Linked DNA regions of Homo sapiens: region 2 is linked to region 1. Evidence: read pairs that join two places in POLR2A ChIA-PET (ENCODE). Cell type or tissue: OCI-LY7. All regions are shown on one strand. Each heading gives the region's core, and the rest is flanking DNA. Links, peaks and the distances in the headings are about the cores only. Region 1 overlaps SNX29 (sorting nexin 29). Region 2 holds the start of SNX29-AS2 (SNX29 antisense RNA 2).

Evidence for each region. ChIA-PET counts read pairs that join two places held together with the same protein. Peaks named below come from ENCODE experiments on the same cell type or tissue, not always from the same donor. Only the 100,000 strongest peaks of a DNase experiment are listed, where the experiment ranks them.
Region 2: POLR2A ChIA-PET joins it to region 1 with 9 read pairs; 2 of 35 experiments call an interaction of 5 or more read pairs at or near these places.

Annotation. Positions count from the first base shown.
Region 1 is chr16:12,443,215-12,453,883 of GRCh38, forward strand. The region is part of intron 18 of SNX29 (sorting nexin 29); the gene reads left to right. Among named protein-coding and RNA genes, the nearest start is that of SNX29-AS2, 76 kb to the left of the region's middle. In OCI-LY7, for the core only: no CTCF peak of the experiment used is centred there; no DNase peak of the experiment used is centred there.
Region 2 is chr16:12,363,271-12,373,939 of GRCh38, forward strand. The region is part of intron 16 of SNX29 (sorting nexin 29); the gene reads left to right. It overlaps SNX29-AS2 (SNX29 antisense RNA 2), which reads right to left and starts at 9,331. Exons shown (of 2, transcript NR_188406.1): 1 at 9,262-9,331; 2 at 3,711-4,199. LOC105371087 (a long non-coding RNA gene) reads left to right here and starts at 7,236. Exons shown (of 3, transcript XR_933083.4): 1 at 7,236-9,639; 2 at 9,732-9,758; 3 at 10,399-10,669. In OCI-LY7, for the core only: no CTCF peak of the experiment used is centred there; a DNase peak (open chromatin) is centred at 4,851; H3K4me3 peaks cover 356 bases; H3K27ac peaks cover 2,715 bases.

The DNA.
Region 1 (10,669 bases), core at 1,723-9,722:
TGGCATTGCGGCACTGAGACATCAGAGCAGGGTCACCTGTGTGCTACTAGAGGGGCCCACGCTGTTCCTCCCTGACTACTCTACCAACCCCTGGCCAAGGCAGCAGAGAGAGTCTTTGCGCAGATACTCTGATAAATCAAACTACAATGGATGCCAGCCACATGTTTTACCTTTTCTTCTGGAAAAACACACAATCCTCACTGCACCCCAAAACATCAGCTCTAAATCTTTCTAAGAGGAGCATGGCTTTTTTTTTGAGATAGGGTCTTGCTCTGTCGCCCAGGCAGGAGTGCAGTGGTGCTATCTTGGTTCACTACAATCTCTGCCTCCCCTTCAAGCGATTCTCCTGCCTCAGCCTCCCAATTAGCTGGAACTACAGACATGGACCGCCATGACTGGCTAACTTTTGTGTTTTCATTAGAGACAGGTTTTCACTATGTTGACCAGGCTGGTCTCAAACTCCCGACCTCAGATAATCTACCTGCCTTGGCCTCCCAAAGTGCTGGAATTCCAGGCATGAGCCACCGCACCCGGCCAAGCACGACTTTTAAAGCCAGTCCAAACTCTGCCGGATGGCTGTCATGTGTGACTTTGGTCTAGTAAGTTAGTCTGTCTGAGCCTCAGTTTCTTCACTTGCAAAAAGGGTATGGGATGAGTGAGTACCTTCTTCACTGGGGAATGTGAGCATTCGAAACTTGCATAGCACCTAGCATGTAATAAGCACTCAGTATAGCATCTAGCACGTAATAAGCACTCAGTATAGCACCTAGCATGTAGTAAACACTCAGTATAGCACCTAGCACGTAGTAAGCACTCAGTATAGCACCTAGCACGTAGTAAGCACTCAGTATAAGACCTAGCACATACTAAGCACTCAGTATAGCACCTAGCACGTAGTAAGCACTCAGTATAGCACCTAGCACGTAGTAAGCACTCAGTATAGCACCTAGCATGTAATAAGCACTCAATATAGCACCTAGGACATAGTAAGCACTCAGTATAGCCCCTAGCATGTGGTAAGCACTCAATATAGCACCGAGCACGTAGTAAGCACTCAGTATAGCACCTAGCATGTAGTAAGCACTCAGTATAGCACCTAGCATGTAGTAAGCACTCAGTCAAAGCTATTTGCTGCTGTGCTGCTGTTTCTTCCCACTGCATCCCTTATTGCACTGGATGCTGAGGGAGATGCAGGTGGCTGCTTCCAGCCCATGGTGGTTCCCTGAGCCTGCAGCCTCATCTGCAGCATAGGAATAGACACAGATACTCAAGTACTGGCCCCAGATCCTGGTACATAGTAGATGTTGACTTTTCTTCTTTGCCTGAGCTGGATTAGGTGGGTGTAGGGGGAATTCTTGTTCCATACCAGAGTAAGCATTTGTGGCCTGTTTCTGGCACAGGTACCTGAGTCATTTTCCTGGACTTTTTGAACAAGGGAGAGCGTTTTTCTCCATGGCCTCCAAGCCTCACTCCCCAGGCTACAGGTCCTTCCCTCTGTCTCTTCCTTGTAGGCCCCACCCCATTTACAGGTCATATTCATCACATCTCCAGAACCCCTTCCTCTAGATCAGGGGTGAGCAAACTGTGGCTTGTGGGCCACATTGTCCCCTCGACAGTGTTTTTTTTTGTTTTTTTTTTTTTTTGAGACAGAGTCTCACTCTGACAGAGTCTCAGTCATCCAGGCTGGAGTGCAGTGGCACGACCTCAGCTCACTGCAACCCCTGCCTCCTGAGTTCAAGGGGTTCTCCTGCGTCAGCCTCCCAAGTAGCTGGACTATAGACATCTGCCACCACGCCCAGCTAATTTTGGTATTTTTAGTAGAGATGGGGTTTCACCATGTTGGCCAGGCTGATCTTGAACTCCTGACCTGAAGTGATCTACCCACCTCGGCCTCTCAAAGTGCTGGGATTATAGAAGTGAGCCACTGTGCCTGGCTGACAGTTTTTTTTTGTTTTTGAATAAAGTTTTATTGTAGTGCAGCCATGTCCATTCATTAATTTAATGTCTGTGGCTGCTTTTATACAACAAAGACAAAGGTGAGTCTTTAGGACAGAGCCCGTATTATCCACAAAGCCTAAAACATTTATCATCTGGCTGGCTGCAGAAGACGTTTGCTGAGGCCTTATCGAGATGCCCCCGCTTCAGGGCTCCTGTATGCTGAGCCGTCCTCCATTCTACGCTGTTCATTCTGTACACTGAGCAACTCTCCTGTGTGCATCTCCCCAGGAGGCTGGGGCTCCCTGAGGGTAGGGCTCTCTCATCCTAGGTGCCCACCTTGCTCACAACACAGGCACATAGTAGGTGCTCAATACCTATGAAGTGATAGATGACTGGCTGGCTGAATGAATGAAAGAATGAAATAAACATGAAATAGTAAATCAAGATGGAGTTCTTCCCAGGTCCACCTAAGCTAAGCTTTTTCACTTACAAAAAAATAGCCTCAGTGTACAGTGGGTTCAGAACTTCTCTTTCTGCAGCCCATCAGCTTCCTCTCCAACCTCACAAGTAGGTGTCACCAGTAAAAATGGCTGACACTCAGCATGGCGTCTACTGTATGCCAGGCCCTGGATTGAGTGCTTTACAGATATTAACCAATTCAAGCCTCGGGACAACGCTAGGAAGAAACTCCTGCTGCTGCCCCCATTCTACAGATGAGGAAATCGAACACCTGAGAGGCTAAGCCACTTCCCCAAGGACACTAAGCTAGTAAATGTGTGTGAAAAGGGAGTGCATTCAAACCCAAGAGGTGGAGCTCCCGAGTCCACGCTTTCGCGCTGCACACCTGCTTCCATGCAGCTCCTGGACGTGCAGTTGAAACAGTAGCTTCTCATTCTTTTTTTTTTTTTTTTTTTTTTTTTTGAGACAGAGCCTTGCTGTGTTGCCCAGCCTGGAGTGCAGCGGTGCAATCTCGGCTCACTGCAGCCTCCACCTCTTGGGCTCAAGCAGTTGTTCAGCTTCTGCCTCCTGAGTAGCTGGGACTAGAGTCGTGCACCACCATGCCCGGCTAATTTTTGTATTTTTAGTAGAGACGGGGTTTCACCATGTTGGCCAGGCTGGTCTCGAACTCCTGACCTCAAGTGATCCACCCGCCTTGGCCTCCCAAAGTGCTGGGATTACAGGCGTGAGCCACTGTGCCTGGCCCCATTTGTTTTTGAGACAAGGAAACTCCTTTCAGAGTCTCTGCCTAGAATCTTAAAAGCTCAGCAGAGTCATTAATTGTTCTTTATCATCTGGTGGGATATTTAATGTAGTAACTGCCTCTAATTGAGTGGGTAATTCAGGATTGATCTAGCACTCCAAGAGGGACCCACTGTGTGCTCAATGAATAGAGAGGAGTCAGAGGAGCTTATCAAGAACATTGCTCAGAATAGGAGCCAGTATCGATGTTTTAGTTGGAAAGAGTTGGCCCTGTGGAGGGGATTCCTTGCAGAGTTTCATGGCAGTGGAGCTCCTGTTGACTTTCCTCTGTGCCTTGTTAGGTATACTCAACACTTAACATGGATGAGGATTAAATGATTTAACCTATAGGAAACACTTAGAATCGGCTCCAGTATGTACTAAGCTCTCAATATGAAATGGCCGTTATTCACCTGTTTTATTAACTGGATCCCAACGAGCTGCCTCATGTTCTTTATTTTCTAAGGGCAGGATTGACATATGTAAAATAGGAGCCAGGTGTGGTGACTCACATGGTAATCCCAGAACTTTGGGAGGTCAAGGTGGGCGGATCATTTGAGGTCAGGGGTTCAAGACCAGCCTGACCAACATGGTGAGACCCCGTCTCTACTATAATATAAAAAAAATTAGCAGGGTGTGGTGGCACGCATCTGTAGTCCCAGCTACTTGGGAGGCTGAGGCAGCAGAATCACTTGAAGTTGGGAGGTGGAGGTTGCAGTGAGCCGAGATGGTGCCACTGCACTCCAGCCTGGCGACAGAGGGAGACTCTGTCTCAAAAAAAAAAAAAAAAAAAAAAAAAAAAAAAAGTAAAATAAATGCTACAGACCAGCACCATTTCTTAAATACAAACTTTGATTCTGAAAGCATCCAGGCAATTGAAGAAGTCCCATCGGCTTAGCATGAGCTTTGGGCACCTTTCTGTCTTACCTTTTTCTGCAGATGGACAAAAGTATACATGATGGATTTTTGTTGTTAGCGGAATTCTAAAAATCAAAACTAAAAACTATCCTGGTGTCCAGCCTAATCCTGGATACCCCCAAAGATTCTCAATCAGTACTTTCTGGATCAATTTTCACCTTTCTAAACCTCATTTTTAATCTGTAATAACAAAAGTCCAGAGAAACCACCCGGACAGAGCCGAGATTTCATAAATGGGAAGAAGACAGTGTAAACCAGCAGCCTGTTCTCCTAGGTCTTACAGCAAAATCAATATTCCCTTGCTGTGAGACCCGAATGGTGGAAACCAGTTGGCTGAGGGGACTAATTGGAGCCTTTTGAAAATTCCCTGGCTGGAATTGAGATGCAGGTTAACAGATAAGATTGCCAGCTCGTGTGTTATTTTTCAAAGCTCTCTCCTGAGATTGTGTTTGTCACTTGGCGAGAGTGCTTCATGTGTCCCACAAAAGCGGGAACAGCCCCACCACTCAGAGAGCCCTCTCTTCCCTGTACCCTGCCCCTCTCAACACACATCTGAGTGTCTCCATTGCTGGCACGGTTGTCAGGAAGACACTAGGGAAGGGCTTTTATCCAATGGGATAAAAACCTCCCCCAAATCAGCTGATGGTAGCTGAGATCATTCACATCTAGCACCGGGAAGGCCTAGGATTGGGGCTTGGGAATGATGATGATGGTGGCGTTCCCGGGATTGTGCTGATTGTGGATGTATGAGGCCTGTGTCTCGCAGTGGCCCCACCAGGGCAACAGCAAAAATGACGTTATTATCTCCCCATTTATGGATGAGCATTGAAGTTCAGAGGGGTTAAGCAAGGTGACCAAGGACACATAGCTTGTAAGTGACAAAACCAAGGCTTGCGTCCGGGTCTGTCTCACTTCAAAGCCTGTGAGTTTCCAGCTGACCACCTTTCCATGTCCTCCTTGCAACCCCAGTGAACTTCCCTGAATCCCCTTCCTCAGATCCCTGTCTTTGGTCAAGGATGGTGGTGATGGTGACAGACACCAGCTGAGTATTGGACAGCGTTTTTACCTGATTCCCATGATACATTGCCATATCTTCAATTGCTGGTGAACATGTTTTTCATAAAGTGCAGATTATTAAATTGTTCAAGGCAATTGGGAACTCTTTTTTTTTTTTTAGGCCACCAAGTCAGTGATCCTGTTTGACTGCAGTTATTTTTCATGGTGACACCTCCTGCTTATGTACAGCCCAACATCTGGTGGCATACTAAAGGTTCTGAGAAGTTGATGAGAAAAGAGCAGATGACTTCTTTTTTTTCCAGAAAATCCTCTTGCCCTCATTGTTGGCTGGAAAAGCCTGACTTTATCGCATTCCACCCTGCTAATTATGGGAGTGGCTGCCCAGTGCTCAGAGACAGAACTGAGACTTTCCCTGAAGTGTCTGGCTCATAGTCATGTCTGTCAGTCTTTCTCCAAGACAACAAGCTGTCCTGATCAGGTGCATCAAACTGCCTTGCATCCAGCTCTACCCATTTTCTTCTAACTAAGCATCTTTCTTTGCCTTTTGGACGGTAGTGATTTGCTTTGGTTTTCGCATTCACTAGGCTCTACCCATAGGTACCAGGTTGACTCCCAGTGATTATCTCTCCAAGCTAGGGGAAGAGTTGCTGGCTGCAGGGCAGGTTTGCATTGAGGAAGAAGACTCAGTTTAGTTTCAACGTACATGTACTACGCAACCTAATTTCTGCTGGATATGGTGCCCAAAACTGGGGATAGAGAGATGAGACATAGCTCCTTACCCTCAGGTGGTGCTCAGTCTAGTTGGGGTGGTTAGGGAAGGCAGGCACAGCAGCAGGGGATAGGGAGGAGGAATAGTGATAGACCTTGGTCTAGGGCATTGGAGGAACACAGAAGTTGGGTAGAATTGAGGAGAGGAGAAGAGACCAGGGAAGGATGTTGCAGGGTGAAGATGCTGGAGGCAAGCCCTCCAAGATAAGTAGAACTTAGCCAGGCAAAGAAGGCACGGTGGGGACAAGCAGAGGGAACAGGCTTGAGAATAGGCACGGCAAGGACAGGGATCATGGCATATGTGTGAGCTTGGAGTGAGCTGGTTTAGGTGGATTATGCAGTGCAAAGCAGGTAATGATGTTTGTATTTGGCATCTTAACTCACAAGTGACAGAAAACCCAAACCAAACTGGCTTACAGAAAAAGGGAATTTGTTACTCTCTGTAAGTCAGTAGTCTTGGGGTAACCTGGCTGCAGGCACGGGTTGATCAGGGGCTCAAATGCAGCACCTCCCGTGCTCCAGCTGTGCATCTCCCTGCTCTGTTTTCTGCATTTAGAAGTCACAATCACTTCAGAAGCTATTTGTCTGAGGTTACGCAGGTTGCATCCAGGCCTGTCTCACTTCAGAGCCTGTGGGTTTCCTGCTGACCACTATCCCTTCTCTTCCTTGCAACTCCAGTGAACTTTCCTAAATCCCATTGCTGAAATCCCTGTCTTTGGTCACAGATGGTGGTGACAGGGGCAGACAACAGCTGTACATTTGACAATGTTTTTACATGATTTCTGATATGATTTGGCTGTGTCCCCACCCATATCTCATCTTGAGTTGTAGCTTCCATAATTCCCCACGTGTTGTGGGAGGGACCCGGTGGGAGACAACTGAATCATGGGGGGCGGTTCCCCCATACTGTTGTTATGATGGTGAGTAATTCTCAGGAGAGCTGATGGTTTTATAAGGGAAAACCCCTTTTGCTTATTCTTGTTCTCTCTTGCCTGCCACCATGTAAGAGGTGGCTTTGCTCTTCCTTTGTCTTCTGCCATGATTCTGAGGCCTCCCCAGCCATGTAGAACTGTGAGTCCATTAAACCTGTTTTTCTTTATAAATTACCCAGTCTCAGTATGTCCTTATTAGCAGTGAGAACAGACTAATACAATTCCCATGATATATGGAGACACTCAGTTGTGTGTTGAGAGGGGCAGGGTGCAGGGAAGAGAGGGCTCTTGAGTGGTGGGGCTGTTCTAGCTTTTGTTTGGGCACATTCTCAAACAGCCTTTCTTCTCATGGGCAGGAGTCAACTGTGGAAGCTGCAAATGGGATCAACTTGACTTCAAGTCAGTGAGAAAAGGGTACAGCTCTCTATCCCATTAATTGGAAAAGCTGCACCCAATCATAGGCAATGATGTGCCCATTCCTGAACCGCTTGCTGTGGCCAAGGGAATGAGGTGCTCTGATTGGCTGAGGCCCGAATCATAGGCTCTGTCCAGCACACACGGTGTGAGAGAAGGGAAGACGGAGGCTTCCCGGAGAGTGGTCAGGCCACGGTTACCAAAGAGGGTGCAATATGAACCAGGTGGCCCAAAGGATGAGCTAGTCAGATGGGCTTTGTCTGCTTGCTGAAGAGCTTGGGCATTGACCCAGAGAATTTAAGTGGAGGAGTGACATGGTATGATTGGAGCTTTAGGCCAATCATTGTGGTGGCACTGGGGAACCTAGGGTCGATCAGGGACCATTTGGAGGTCCTGGCAAGTACAGCTGATGAAGGACCAAGGGCAGGAGTGGAGAAAACCCAGAACACATGAGGAGGTAGAAGTGCCTGGACTTGATACAGCATCCCCCTGCTTGCCCAGTAAGCAAACCGAGATGAGCTCCACCAAGCAGTTGAGTCAGGGACCCAGTACTAGGGAATAACAAGGCTTCTGACCATGGCTCTGCACAGAATATGCACCTTCTACAAGCAAGGGAGAAAGTACGTCTCCTGCCCCCAAAGTAGCCACTTTTGTCCTTGAACAGAAGAGCCGCAGAGGTACTTACTGCTATTTTTATTGATTCAACAATCTGCTACTCGCTGGCCTCCAAACTCCTGAGAGTTATGAGCTCATTACTGCCAACCACATTCCTCTAAAGTACACATTAGGTTCATAAACACAATTTCAGGGCTCTGTGCGAAATGGAGATGCTCTGTAATAGAAAATTAGCTTCTTCCCCACCAGCTCCACCAAGTTTATGTTTCGTCTCCTTGGATGGCAGTATTCTTGGTAGGGGAGAGAAAGCAATCCATGGAGCTGGGAGTATTAGAGGCTGATTGCCGAGTAGGAGCCTCCTCTTGTCCCCAACCATTTAATGATCCGGTGGCTGCCCAATGTGTGGGATGACCTGTGACCTGCTCTGTTCTATTTACCAACCAAAGAGATTCCATGCAGCAGCCTTTTAGCATTAACAGAAATAGGAAAGGCTGCCATGCACTGGTTGCATTCAAGAAACGGATGGGGCCGGGTGCGGTGGCTCACGCCTGTAATCCCAGCACTTTGGGAGGCTGAGGCGGGTGGACCATGAGGTCAGGAGATCAAGACCATCCTGGCTAATGGGGTGAAATCCCCATCTCTACTAAAAATACAAAAAATTAGCCGGGCATGGTGATGCACACCTGTAGTCCCAGCTACTAGGGAGGCTGAGGCAGCAGAATCGCTTGAACCTGGAAGGCAGAAGTTGCAGTGAGCCCAGATCGCGCCACTGCATTCTAGCCTGGGTGACAGAGCAAGACTTCATCTAAAAATAAATAAACAAACAGATGGTTTCTAACCAAACTGGCCTTACCGGATACCTCCAGTTCTCTCTTTCTTAAAATAAGGGAGTGATGTCTTTGGCCTGGATAAGCAGCTTGAGCCATATGGTTCTTCTGGATTCAGCTCTAGAAAGGGCCCATGCTCAGCTGTTTAGCTTTGGACAGTTATTGAGCCCCACTGAAGCTCAGACCTGTCATCTGTGGGATAGGGTGCTGGACCCACCCTGAGGGATTATCATGAGGCTTAAATGAGGTAGAACAGCTGTAGGGAGCTCAGTGCAAGTTCTAGCTGAGTGGCCCTGGGCAACTCTGAGATAATGCCCTTCAGTGATTCTTGGCCAGGGGTGGTTTTGTTTTGTCCCTACGGGGACATTTGGCAATGCCTGAAAGCATTTTTTATTGTCACAACTGGGGTGGCTGCTACTGGCATCTCATGGGTGCAGGCTAGGGATGCAGTGGAATGTCTCACAATGCACAGGACAGCTCCCATACAAGACTGTGTTCTCAATAGCGGGTAGCCGTCAAATGGTAAGTGCTCTGTGCCAGGGACTGTGCTAAATGCAGAAAGTCAGAGATCAGAGGCAGATGCCCACCGCTGAGTACACCGCTCCGTAGAGACCAGAGGAGTTCAGAGGAGAGTTGCCTCATACAGCCTGGAGGCAGGATGGGGTGAGGGGGTGAAGGATGGCTTTGTGGATGGGGAGGGCATCTGAGCTGAGTCTGGAAGTTGCTCCAATCATTTTCTCTCCTTCTTCAGTGGATGTGAGGGAGGGTCACCAGCCCTGGGGACTGGTGTCGGGAAGAGGTAGCTTGCATCTGTGACTGCCAGACCCCTCCAAATGTGAGGTCACATGGGCCCATGGGTGTGAGGAGAGGAGCCGGGTGGTGAAGGTGTCGGCAGGCATGGTGCTGTGGGACAGGAACTGTCACCTCTGCTCCGACATGAGATCACAGGTCTATCTATCCTGTTCAAGTTGGGTTTTAAAATAAAATTGCTCCTTGTTCTGACTGCAGCTGTCATTTCTTTTGTTATTTCTGAGGCCGTTTGTTAGTAAGAGGAATAATTTAGAGCTTGGAGGTGGACTTCGTCTTGGCTAGTTGCTAGGCACCCACTTTCTCAAGGCACGGGGCCCTAGATGCAAAAAGGATCCCCAGCAGTAAGACCTGGGGCTGTCTCACTTGGTGGCAGCATGTGCCTCCCCTCCCACCCTTCATTCTCCCAGGCGTATAGACAGCAGAGTGCCAGTGTGGCATTTCCACAGACGAACCAACTGCTGTAAGCCTCTGAAACAGGAATGTTACATATATGGCTCTCATGCCACCTGGCCCTATTCACCTGTCCATGGCAGACGTGGCCAATCAATCACAGACTTTCTCATCGAACTCAGATGCATTCTCAGAATCATCCCCCACATGACCACCATCTTCCCCAGGCAACCACCACTGTACACTAGAGTAGGCAGGTAGCTCTAGACTTGGCAGGTTTGCCATCCTTGCTGGAAATCCTTACTGGCGGTGTGACCCTGGGCACATCATATAACCCCAATTTATTTCCTCTTAAACAAAATGCAGATGCCTAATGCCTACTTTGCAGGGTTGTTGTGAAAACGAAGAGAAGTAAAAACAAACAAAGTGGCTGTCATGGAGTCCAGCTGGAGTAAGGGCTCAGTAATTTTTTTTTTTTTTAAGAAATGGGGTCTCACTGTGTTGCCCAGGCTGGTCTTGAACTCCTGGTCTCAAGCAGTCCTTGTGCCTCAGCCTCCCAAATTGCTGGGATTAGAGGCATGAGCCACCTCGCTGGCCCTCAGTAATTGTTCCTTTTCTTGCTTTTTGCATAAAAGTTACCCTTCAAAGACTGCAGTGGGACTTGTGGTTCATTTAATTCTGCTTGATATTGTCATTTATCTTTTCAGCTGTATTTGTTTGAGTCCTCAATAAGACTGTAGGCATTTAGATGGCAGGGAAGGTATCTTTGGAATTTTTTTTGTCCCCTGGCCTTCCATCAAG
Region 2 (10,669 bases), core at 1,696-9,695, 80 kb before region 1:
GTTTTCCTCCTGGAGTCGTCTTTTGTTTTTTTCTCTGGCTTTTCACTGTAAGAGGCATCTATTTATGGGAATCTCAGCCACTTCCCTCTTCCTTTCCATGGGGCCTGGATCCCTGACCACACTGGATTAGGCTTCCTCCCAGACACCAGGGTGTTCGAGTGACTCAGGGTCAGGACTGTCTACTTTAGGTGGAAACCCAAATCTCCTCTTCTATCTGCTGGGAATAAACATAGTGCTGACCATAGTGCGAGGTTCTGTGAGATTCTGCCAGTGAAACAGTGCTCTCTGTGCTGGCCCTCATGTCCCATTTCCGACTCCGATCCCCTGTGCCTAGCACCATTCCCAGCATGTAGTAGGTGCTCAGTAAATGTTTGCTACATGATGACTTCATTTTCATAGGGCAGAGGCTGAGTGCATAGACCAAATGATAATTCGGAAAAAAGAGATGAGCAGGGTTAGTTTCCTTTCAGTGGTATCTTTTTATAATGCAGGTTGAGTAGCTCTTTTCTGAAATACTTGGGACCACAAGTGTTTCAGATTTCTTTACATTTTGGAATATTTGCATTATACTTGTGGGTTGAGCATCCCTAATCCAAAAATCTGAAATCTGAGGTACTCCAAAATCCAAAATTTTTTGGGTGCCAACAGGATGCTCAAATGAGATTGGAACATTTTGGATTTCAGATTTTAGGATTAGGAATGCTTAACTTGTATCACTATATATACTTTACTTTTTTTTAGAGACAGGGTCTTGCTGTGTTGCCCAGGCTGGAGTGCAGTGGCACCATCATAGCTCGGTGTAACCTCAAACTCCTAGACTTAAGCAATCCTCCTGCCTCAGTCTCTGGAGTAGCTAGGACTACAGGTGTGCGCCACCAAGCCTGGCTTGTTTGTTATGTTATGTTATGTTATGTTATGTTATGTTATGTTATGTTATGTTATGTTATTTTTGTAGAGGCAGGCTCTCACTATATTGCCCAGACTGGTTTTGAACACCTGGCATCAAGCGATCCTCCTGCTTTGGCCTCCCAAATTGCTGGGATTATAGGTGTGAGCCACCAAACTTGGCCTGTGTATCCTTTTAAGCTAAGACACTTTTAAGGAACAGGAGTTTGGGATTAAGGATTGAATTTTTCTCTCTTCTTCTTTTTTTTTTTTTTTACTGTGAGTATTTTTAGGACTCTTATTATGTTTTTCCCCTTTGGTATAAGATGTGAATGAATGCTGGAGATTTTTACCTTTTAGCGGGATTTGATTACACTCTGGGAGAAGAGCTCCCGGTTTGAGTAAGAAATGGAGACAGGGAAATAGAACCTTGTAAGACTGCAAGTTATAGAGGTCAATTAAAGACACAGCGCGGTGAAAGCTAAAGGTGAAGCCACTCATTAAATGCAGTTTGTTCCCATGGTGGATGCAAACACGAGCTCACTTCATATAATGGACATTGGATTCCTCTTTATTTTGGTCCCACTGGCAAGGCTCTGTTTCTCTGTCCCGTTTCTGATCACCTCCACTTAAGCAGAAAAGATGGCCTGGCTTGGTAAGACTTGCTGCCTGTGGAACCACTGCCCTGACTCCAAGCATCCATGCTGTCGGCTCCTTCCCCACCACCTCCGCTCTCTCACTTGTCCCTTCCCTTGTCTGTTTGATGAGGGAACCACCCTTTGGCAGAGCTTTGCTGTGTGTTTGGTGTGCATTTTTTTCCTTGCACCCTCTAGGCAGTCCTTATAATTTTCTTATTAGGCCCATTTTTCAGCTGAGCAAATTGAGGTACAGAGAGGTTTTGTGACTCACCCAAAGGCACACAGCTTCATGGTAGCACCTGAATGTAAACCCAGGACTCTTTTGTTCCATACCACCACACTGCTCACTCTTTATTTTATGTTTTCCAATTTCAAGCAAAATATGGTGTCTGTTGTGCTCCAGGCACAGCACTCTGGATGGTTTTAAACATTCAGATACTTCTGTGGTGAAGCTCTTAAACATGCCCATTCTTCATCTGCGAAGTGAATCTCTCCCTTTCTTATCTCTCCTTCTCACTTCATACATCAGGATTTGTGTGTGTGTGTGTGTGTGTGTGTGTGTGTGTGTGTGTTTAGCATACTCATCACATGGTGTTTATGTCAGGCTCTTCGGAGGCCGGGCGTGGTGGCTCATGCCTGTAATCTCAGCACTTTGGGAGGCCGAGGCAGGAGGATCACTTGAGGTCAGGAGTTCGAGACCGGCCTGGCCAACATGGTGAAACCCCATCTCTACTCAAAATACAAAAATTAGCCATGCATGGTGGTGCGTGCCTGTAATCACGGCTGCTTGGGAGGCTGAGGCAGGAGAATCGCTTGAACCCGGGTGGCGGAGGTTGCAATTGAGCCGAGATCACGCAACTACACTCCAGCCTGGGTGACAGAGCAAGACTCCATCTCCAAAAAAAAAAAAGGCTCTTTGGAAACTTGTAATCTAGAGAAGGCAGAGTTGCCCAAAAGCAGAACAGTGGGCCGGGCGCGGTGGCTCACGCCTGTAATCCCAGCACTTTGGGAGGCCGAGGCAGGCGGATCATGAGGTCAGGAGATCGAGACCATCCTGGCTAACATGGTGAAACCCCGTCTCTACTAAAAATACAAAAAATTAGCCATGCGTGGTGGCGGGCGCTTGTAGTCCCAGCTACTCGGGAGGCTGAGGCAGGACAATGGCATGAACCCGGGAGGTGGAGGTTGCAGTGAGCAGAGATCGTGCCACTGCACTCCAGCCTGGGCGTCAGAGTGAGACTCTTGTCTCAAAAAAAAAAAAAAAAAAAAAAAAAAAATCAGAACAATGATTGAGTGGGGGGTTTGCATAGTTGCTTCATATATTTTTAAAAAAGGACCTGGGGTTCTGTGATGCAGTAAGCCTGAAAACTGTTGGATTAGAGATAGTTTGATAGTCTTCCTTACTGTGGGATTTCCCTCAAGGGTCACACACGGGGGTGCTCCGTGCTTCTCCAAAGGGATGGGCTAGGTACAGCAGCATTTCCCAAAATTATTTCCCCAAGGAACACTATTGCAGTCATTATGTTCCAGAATTATTTCCCTGAGGAACATCTTCTCTAAGAAGATGGTCATGGAGCTATTTTCCGACGAGTGCATCTGGGAAAGGTAGGGCCATTAAATGTCATGTTTTTTTATTGATGTACTAGCTAGCAGGGAGCTCATCAGAGCCTGCCTTATCTCATGAGCCTGCCCTGGCATGGAGTCTGCAGGGCCCGGAGGAGAGGAAGTGACATAGCGTGGCTGTGGGGTGCAGTGGGCCTGCCTGTGTTTAGTCCCAGGTCCAACTGGCCTCCCACCCACTCACCAGCCTGGTCAGAGTTTGGTCTAGAACAGCACTGCCTTTCCCAGGAACTTTGGGCCTCTGCCACCTGGGCTGTCTCTTATATTCTGCATTTTCTCCCACTCTCTCCATTTCTCCTCCTGTTTTCGTGTCTTTGTTTCTTCTTTGGTCTCTGTGTGCTTCTCTTTTTGTTTTTCTTTTGTGTCTTTCTCTCCCTCTCTCTCCTTTTGTTTCTCTCTCTGCTCCTTTCTTTGTCTCTGCCTCTGTCTCTCTCTCTCTCTTTCTTTTCCTCTGTCTGTCTCTTCCCCCTGCCTGACTCTCTCTCTCTGTGGTTGCAATCCTCTCCCTCTCCCTTCCCTTCCACTCTCCCATTGTCTCCAGTTTAATAAAGATTTACATTGCTGTATGTTACCATGATAATTGCCATTCATTACAATTGCCCTGAAAAACTACAAAGCCTTTCCATCTCCCCTTCATCATCCAAGCCTTGTGTGTTTTGTGAGGGTCCCTGTGGAGTGGGCCATTGCCTGCCTTCCAGCATATGGCTGACCCCTGATGAGTGTTTCTGGAGCACTTTGTGCTGTGTTGTTTGCCACTCTGCAGTACCACTTGGCGTTGACTTCCATTTTCCCCTGTGGACCTGGAGCTTCCCTGAGACAGAGACTGTTGTCTTCATTTTCCTACCCTCAGAGCCTGGAACACGTAATCACTCAGGGAGCATATGACGTATACATCTGAGTGTACACCTGGAGTATCTCTGGCAACACTCTGTTCACTAGCACGTTCGATTATCCAGAAAGCTGCCTTCCTGTCTTGCTCAATAACACCTCATGTGGGTCCTCGCTGTGAGCCGTCTGTGTTACCTGGGGCACCTTGCTTCCTCTGAGATGACTGAGCTGATGGGAGAGAAAGATGAGTAATTTCATATCCAGGGATGAGATAGATGGAAAAACCCCATCCCAAGTTTTGTAATAAGATTCACTATACAATAAAATGCTCCCTGGGACTTTCTTGGTTTCTTTAAAACCTTCGGAGGGAGTGATCTCATTTGAGGGCTGATGCGATTTAAGTATGAAAGCTTAATAAGAAATCTATTTTTCTGCCGGGTGGCACTTGCCGCATAGCTAATGATCAAGTACCAAACTGTCTCCTGTCCCACGGCAATGTTAAACTTCGTGTTCCAAATTATAAGAGGCTTTTTAACTCAGCGCTTGGACATCCCTGTTTTAATCATCTGCCGTCTTGAAGGAGATTATTTTTAAAAGTGCCATTTAAGAGGGGCTACTAAAAATATATCTCACATAGAGGCTTAACTCAGAAATATTAGCCTTTGACACAAAATTATTTGGAAAGATGCTTGTGGAACCCACTTTAAACCTCTAGATCGAGAGAAGAAAAGCATCTCTTTGGGCCTAGCTGTGTTTTCCTGACCATGGCCAAATACCCCAAGTGATCACATGCTCCTTGCTGTTCATGCAGGTGCTTCTTGCACCTGGGGGGAGTTGGAAGTATTAATATCACAGAGCTTTCTTTTCTGATGCACTTGTGTGAAACTCATCTTTTACATGGCTTGCTCATCACCATGGGTGGTCAGTTTCCCCTGGGGACCCATGAGGGGCTGGACTCTAGGGTTTGAGTGGAGGAGTTTGGTTGTCCAAGGCATCCAGCTGTGGAACTTTACACTTCCCTGAAGATCAAAGTTTCGTGTCAGCTGGCAAATGCAGTGTATGCAAGCTTATCTTTAAAGCTGGTCCTATGTTGATGCAAATAGAAAGCATTGGCAAGGTGCAAAATAATCAAGATTTAGAAACTTGGTACTCTATAATGACTTCAGCTGTGAGTCAAGAGAGGCATTTTCCACACTGGCTTACATCGCCTGTCGGTCACTGTGTTTTGTGTGGCCACTTTACCCAATGTGAGGAAGACTACGGAGATGTAGCAGACGTGGAAAATACAGTCCCTGCCTTTGAGAAGGTCAAAGCCCAGAATATATTTTGTGTGACTTGTGTCTCTCTGGCTTCACTTCATGGTTATTTGGCATGGAGACAGAGGTCCTGCTTGGATAATGCTGAGATCTTTCCTGCCACTGATCCTGAAGGAATAGAAGCTGGGATTGGAAGGCAGCTTTTTACCCCTCCGTTCTACCTGTCCTGTCTTCTCTTCTCCAGCATATGTTTGTGAATGCATGGTTTGAGTTTGCCGCTCACAACGTCACCTGCAGGAGAAGTGACAGGCAGCGGCCACCAGGATTCTCCTGGGGCTCACGTGCCCCTTGTTCTCATTTTAGTTACCACCCATTCCTTCTTGAAATGGCCTCTCTGTTCTTTGAATTTCATCTGAACCGGGTGCACAGATATGGATTCATCAAAATCCTGAGCTCATGACCCACATTCATTATTGGTGCAGGAAGGCCTGCTCTGATTGAATAAGTAAGCTTCCTCTGATCTCATTCTTGGTCTCTTATAGAAACTGCCCCCAGACTCCACTCACCTCTCCCACAGGGAGTAATCTCAAGACCCTGGTTCTTTGCTCCTGCCTGGTATGCATGTTATTAGCATGTTCATATCTTTTTTTTTTTTTGAGACGGAGTTTTGCTCTGTCACTCAGACTGGAGTGCAGTGGCTCGATCTCGGCTCACTACAACCTCCGCCTCCTAGGTTCAAGCAATTCTCCTGCCTTAGCCTCCCGAGTAGCTGGGATTACAGGTGTGTGCCACCGTGCCCAGCTAATTTTTGTATTTTTAGTAAAGATGGGGTTTCACCATGTTGGCCAGGCTGGTCTTGAACTCCTGGCCTCAAGTGATCGACCCACCTTGGCCTCCCAAAGTGCTGGGATTACAGGCGTGAGCCACCGTGCCCGGCCGCATGTTCATATCTTAATATGATGTCATGAGCATGGGAAAGGGGTTCCTGTGCCTGGGGCAACCGCGTGGGACTCCTCTAGAAGCTGGTCTGGGCCAGGTCCTCTCCTGTACATGGTCAGGTGATGACACTGTCCTTGACCATTTCATTTCTGTCATCCTAAAAATGTGGACCCTCCCAGTGCTTTCCATTCTGTCTCAGTGCCACCTTGTAAATCTCACTGGCTATGACGCATCCCTCTAGATACTAAGTTAATTTGTTCAATTTCTGCTAAATTAACACACACAGTATTTCCAGGGATACATAATAACCACATGATTATGTTAATAGTTGTACAAGTCTTCTAACTAAATACATTATACTTATTCCTTAATTTAATATATTTATTTCCCTGCATTGAGGGTTCACTTCTTGTTAGTCACACCTTCCGCACAAGTTGCATCTGATGTTCTATGTATTTTTTGAACGATTTCTTCTTATTTGAAAAAATCTTTCTTTGAGGCCAGGCACAGTGGCTGATGCCTGTAATCCCAGCACTTTGGGAGGCTGAGGTGGGCTGATCACCTGAGGTCAGGCAGGAGTTTGAGACCAGCCTGGCCAACGTGGTGAAACCCTGTCTCTACTAAAAATACGAAAAAGTAACTGGGCGTGGTAGCATGTGCCCTTAATCCCAGCTACTCGGGAGGCTGAAGCAGAAGAATCGCTTAAATCCGGGAGGTGGAGACTGCAGTGAGCCAAGATGGTGCCATTGCACTCTAGCCTGAGAGACAGAGCAAGACTCCATCTCAGAAACAAAACAAAACAAAAACAAAAACAAAAAACAATCAACAACAAAAATAAAGGTGGCTGGGTGCGGTGGCTCACACCTGTAATCCCAGCATTTGGGAGGCCAAGGCGAGCGGATCACCTGAGGTCAGGAGTTCGAGACCAGCCTGGCCAACGTGGTGAAAACCCATCTCTACTAAAAATACAAAAATTAGCTGGGTTTGATGGCAAGTGCCTGTAATCCCAGCTACTTGGGAGGGTGAGGCAGGATAATTGCTTGAACCTGGGAGGTGGAGGTTGCAGCAAGTGGAGATTGTGCCATTATACTTCAGCCTGGGTGACAGAGCGAAACTCCGTCTCAAAACAAATAAATGAAGGTACATCTCTGCTTCCTTGTCTCTTGGGCCATCAGTCACGTAGGCACTTTGGGCGAGGCACTGAGCAGCACCAAGGGCATCTTCCGGCGTGTTCTGGGAGGCTTCCCCATCTCCCTGAAATGAGTTTATATAATCTCCTAGTAAAAGTCAATGCTGTTTCGCTGTGTGTTTCATGGAGTTTGGTTCCCTGGCCAGCTGGTCTGTGGGAACCAGAGCAGTTTGTGCCTAGATTCATTGCTGTCTCTTTTCTGGGCGACCAGCACGTTATGTGATTAGATGGGAATAGATATGTTTTGGTAAAGGGATCCCTGATTTAGTTGCAAAAAGCCAAGCCATTGGCTCCCTTTGACCTGTTCTTCTGGAAATAACCTCTTCTTGAGGGGTGGGCACCACCTTGGTATTACCTACACCCCAGTGTTCTTGGGCCACAGCTTTCTTGCCCATGAGGTCTGCAGAGCTGCCGTCCTGGTTTCTGAGGAAGGTGATTTTGTTGATCAGAGTTCAGATGGTGTTCTCCCAGATATTCGAAAATGGAGGGCCTTGTCCATCTCAAAGCGGTGGTTGGGGATGCAACTGATGTTGCCAGCCAGGCGTTGGGGATCAGCCAAGGCTTTTGATAAAGTTGGAAGAACTTCAAGCTCCTTTGGACCAACCTTCCTTCCTTCCTTCCTTTCTTTCTCTCTTCCCTCCTCCCTCCCTCCCTTCCTTCCCTCTTTCCTTCCTTTCCTCTTTCCTAAATAGAGACAGGGTCTTTCTCTGTCCCTCAGGCTGGAGGGCAGTGGTGTACTTATAGCTCACTGCAGCCTCAAACTCCTGGGCTCAGCGATCCTTGCACTTCAGGCTCCGGAGAAGCTGGCACTATAGGTGCATACCACCATGCCTGGCTAATTTTGTTATTTTTAAAATTTTTTTGTAGAGACAGGGTCTTTCTATGTTGCCCATACTGGTCTCGAACTTCTGGGCTCAAGCAATCCTGCCTCAGCCTCCCAAAGTGCTGGGATTATAGGCGTGAGCCACTGCACCCAGCCAGATTTTTATTTCTGTTCGGGGAGAGTGGCTTCCTTTCGTTTCTCCTGTCCAGGGTGTCATTGCCTATGCCAGCCTGAGTGTGTGGGCCTCCTGTGGGAATCGCCACACTGTCCTGTTAGAGCAAAGCTTGCAGCCAACTCTTGCCCCCAGTGCTGCAATGCAACGCAGATATTTTTTAGCTTTGTTTTAAAAATAATATGGCAGATGGCGAAGCAGGACCTGACTCTCGCCTTCGCCCTATGTCTTTTCGTCTGCTCTTTCTCCACCGAGTCCTGTCCCTCAGCATTTGCTCCTCCTGTTCCTTCTACTTCCATCGCTCTGCATTTTCACCATTTGTCTTTTAGAAGACATGGTTTAACATTTTTTCTAAGTTATATAAATAATATAAAAATACATTTCTGAAAGAATATAAATAATGCACAACTATCTAGAGTACAAAAGACAAGTGTTCCCTCCTAGCGATCCTGCTGTGAAGCGTTTGGTATATACCCTTCCAGGTATTTTTTATGCATTTGCATATAGGCAGGCATATATATACACACACACATGCCTAACGCACATCTATTTTTAACACAAATGGGATAATTTATACTGTTCAGATTGTTTTGAGACTTTGCATTCTTCAGTCATGAATATATGTCGACTTCCTCCTCTTTCACACTCTTCCAAATCTTCCCCATCCTTCAAGGTGTCATTCATTCTTTGAGAAAGCCCCTAGTGGCGCTGTCAATAGTGAGTTTTGGTAGGTACGTTTCTAATGTTCTTTAAATTCCTGTAATCCTCTTCCCCTCTGGACCGCTCACTTTGTCTAATCTTATGTTGTTCTTTGTTTATTCATTAGTTAATTAATTCCGTTGAGCTACACTCAGTTATTTGGCCCCCAAGAAGTTTGTCGTCGGTGGAAGACACAGACATACTAAACATACCTTGCCCTGGAGGTTCATGAGGGGGTGGTAGATGGCAGGCTGTTGATGCACAGTAGTTGAATGAAAGAATGAGCAATGAGTAAGAAATAGAATTCTGTAGGTATCAAGTATAATGATGGCACAATGGTGGGGTTAGTTACCTGCTGGGGTATGTCATGGAAGGTTTCAAAGAGGAGACGTTTGACTTGAGTTTTTAAGGATGAGTTGAAGTTGATCAGGAAGATGGGCCTGTTAGGCAGCGGGAATGGTGGTATCAATCGACATGGTTTGCTCACAATATTCTCATTGCTAGTTTCATGGATGTATCCTGTGGCTTCTCCATGAGATAATGAAGTTCTTGAAAGTGGGAGTGTCATTTACACTCCTACCTGCAGACAGGTATACTGGCACTTATTACATACCAAATCCTATTCCATGAGCTGTGCATGTAGTAGCAAGCACTGATGTAGGTTCTCATGTCTCCATTTTAGAGATGACAAGACTAAGGCACAGATAAGGTAGGCAATATCCCCAAGTCTCCATGTCCCCATGATTAGTAGGAGATGGAGCTGTAAGTCTCTTTTTAGAGTCTTCATGTCCTCACCTTTATTTCTTTACATTTTGTATTTTTAATTTTTTTAAGAGACAGTCTCGCTGTGTTGCCCAGACTGGAGTGCAGTGGTGCAGTCATAGCTCGCTGCAGCCTCCGACTTGTGGGCTCAAGCAGTCCTCCCACCTCAGCCTCCTGAGTAGCTGGGATTACAGGCATGCACCACCACACTTGGCTAACTCAAATTTTTATAGAGATGGGGTTTCACTATATGGCCCAGGCTGGTCTCAAACTCCTGGGCTCAAGTGATCCTCCTGCCTCGGCCTCCCATAGTGCTGGGATTACAAGTATATGAGCTGCTATGCCTGGCCCATATCCTCATCTTTAAATGGGTCTAGGAATGCCCACCAAAGAGAGTTGTATGAGGTTTTAAACAGTAAATGCCTCTAAATCATCCAAAGTAGGGAATAAAATATCAGCTTATATCATAAACTTGGTTAAAATAGCACTCTCCTGCTTTATTTTTCCTCATAATACTAATGCTACTTGGCATAGAGTTGTTTATTTGCTCTCTCCTTTGTCCATTTTATGTATGGCTGTGTCCCCAGCACCTGATACAGAGTATAAAGCATTGGCTGAATGCGTGAATCTTAGTTCCCGCTTTTCACCTTAGCATCCTGACTACCGATGCCCTGAACACACATGGTGAATTTGGCTGAAATGAAGCATTCTGTGCCTGCCCCACAAACCACCAAGGGACTGTGGGTTTATTTGTCTCAAGATGGTCAACACTGCTGTTTTCACATTTTACTTGCTGTCAAATATAAAGAGATATCATATGTTGCCCGCCTCTGGTTTTCCTGATGTCTCAATTTAAGT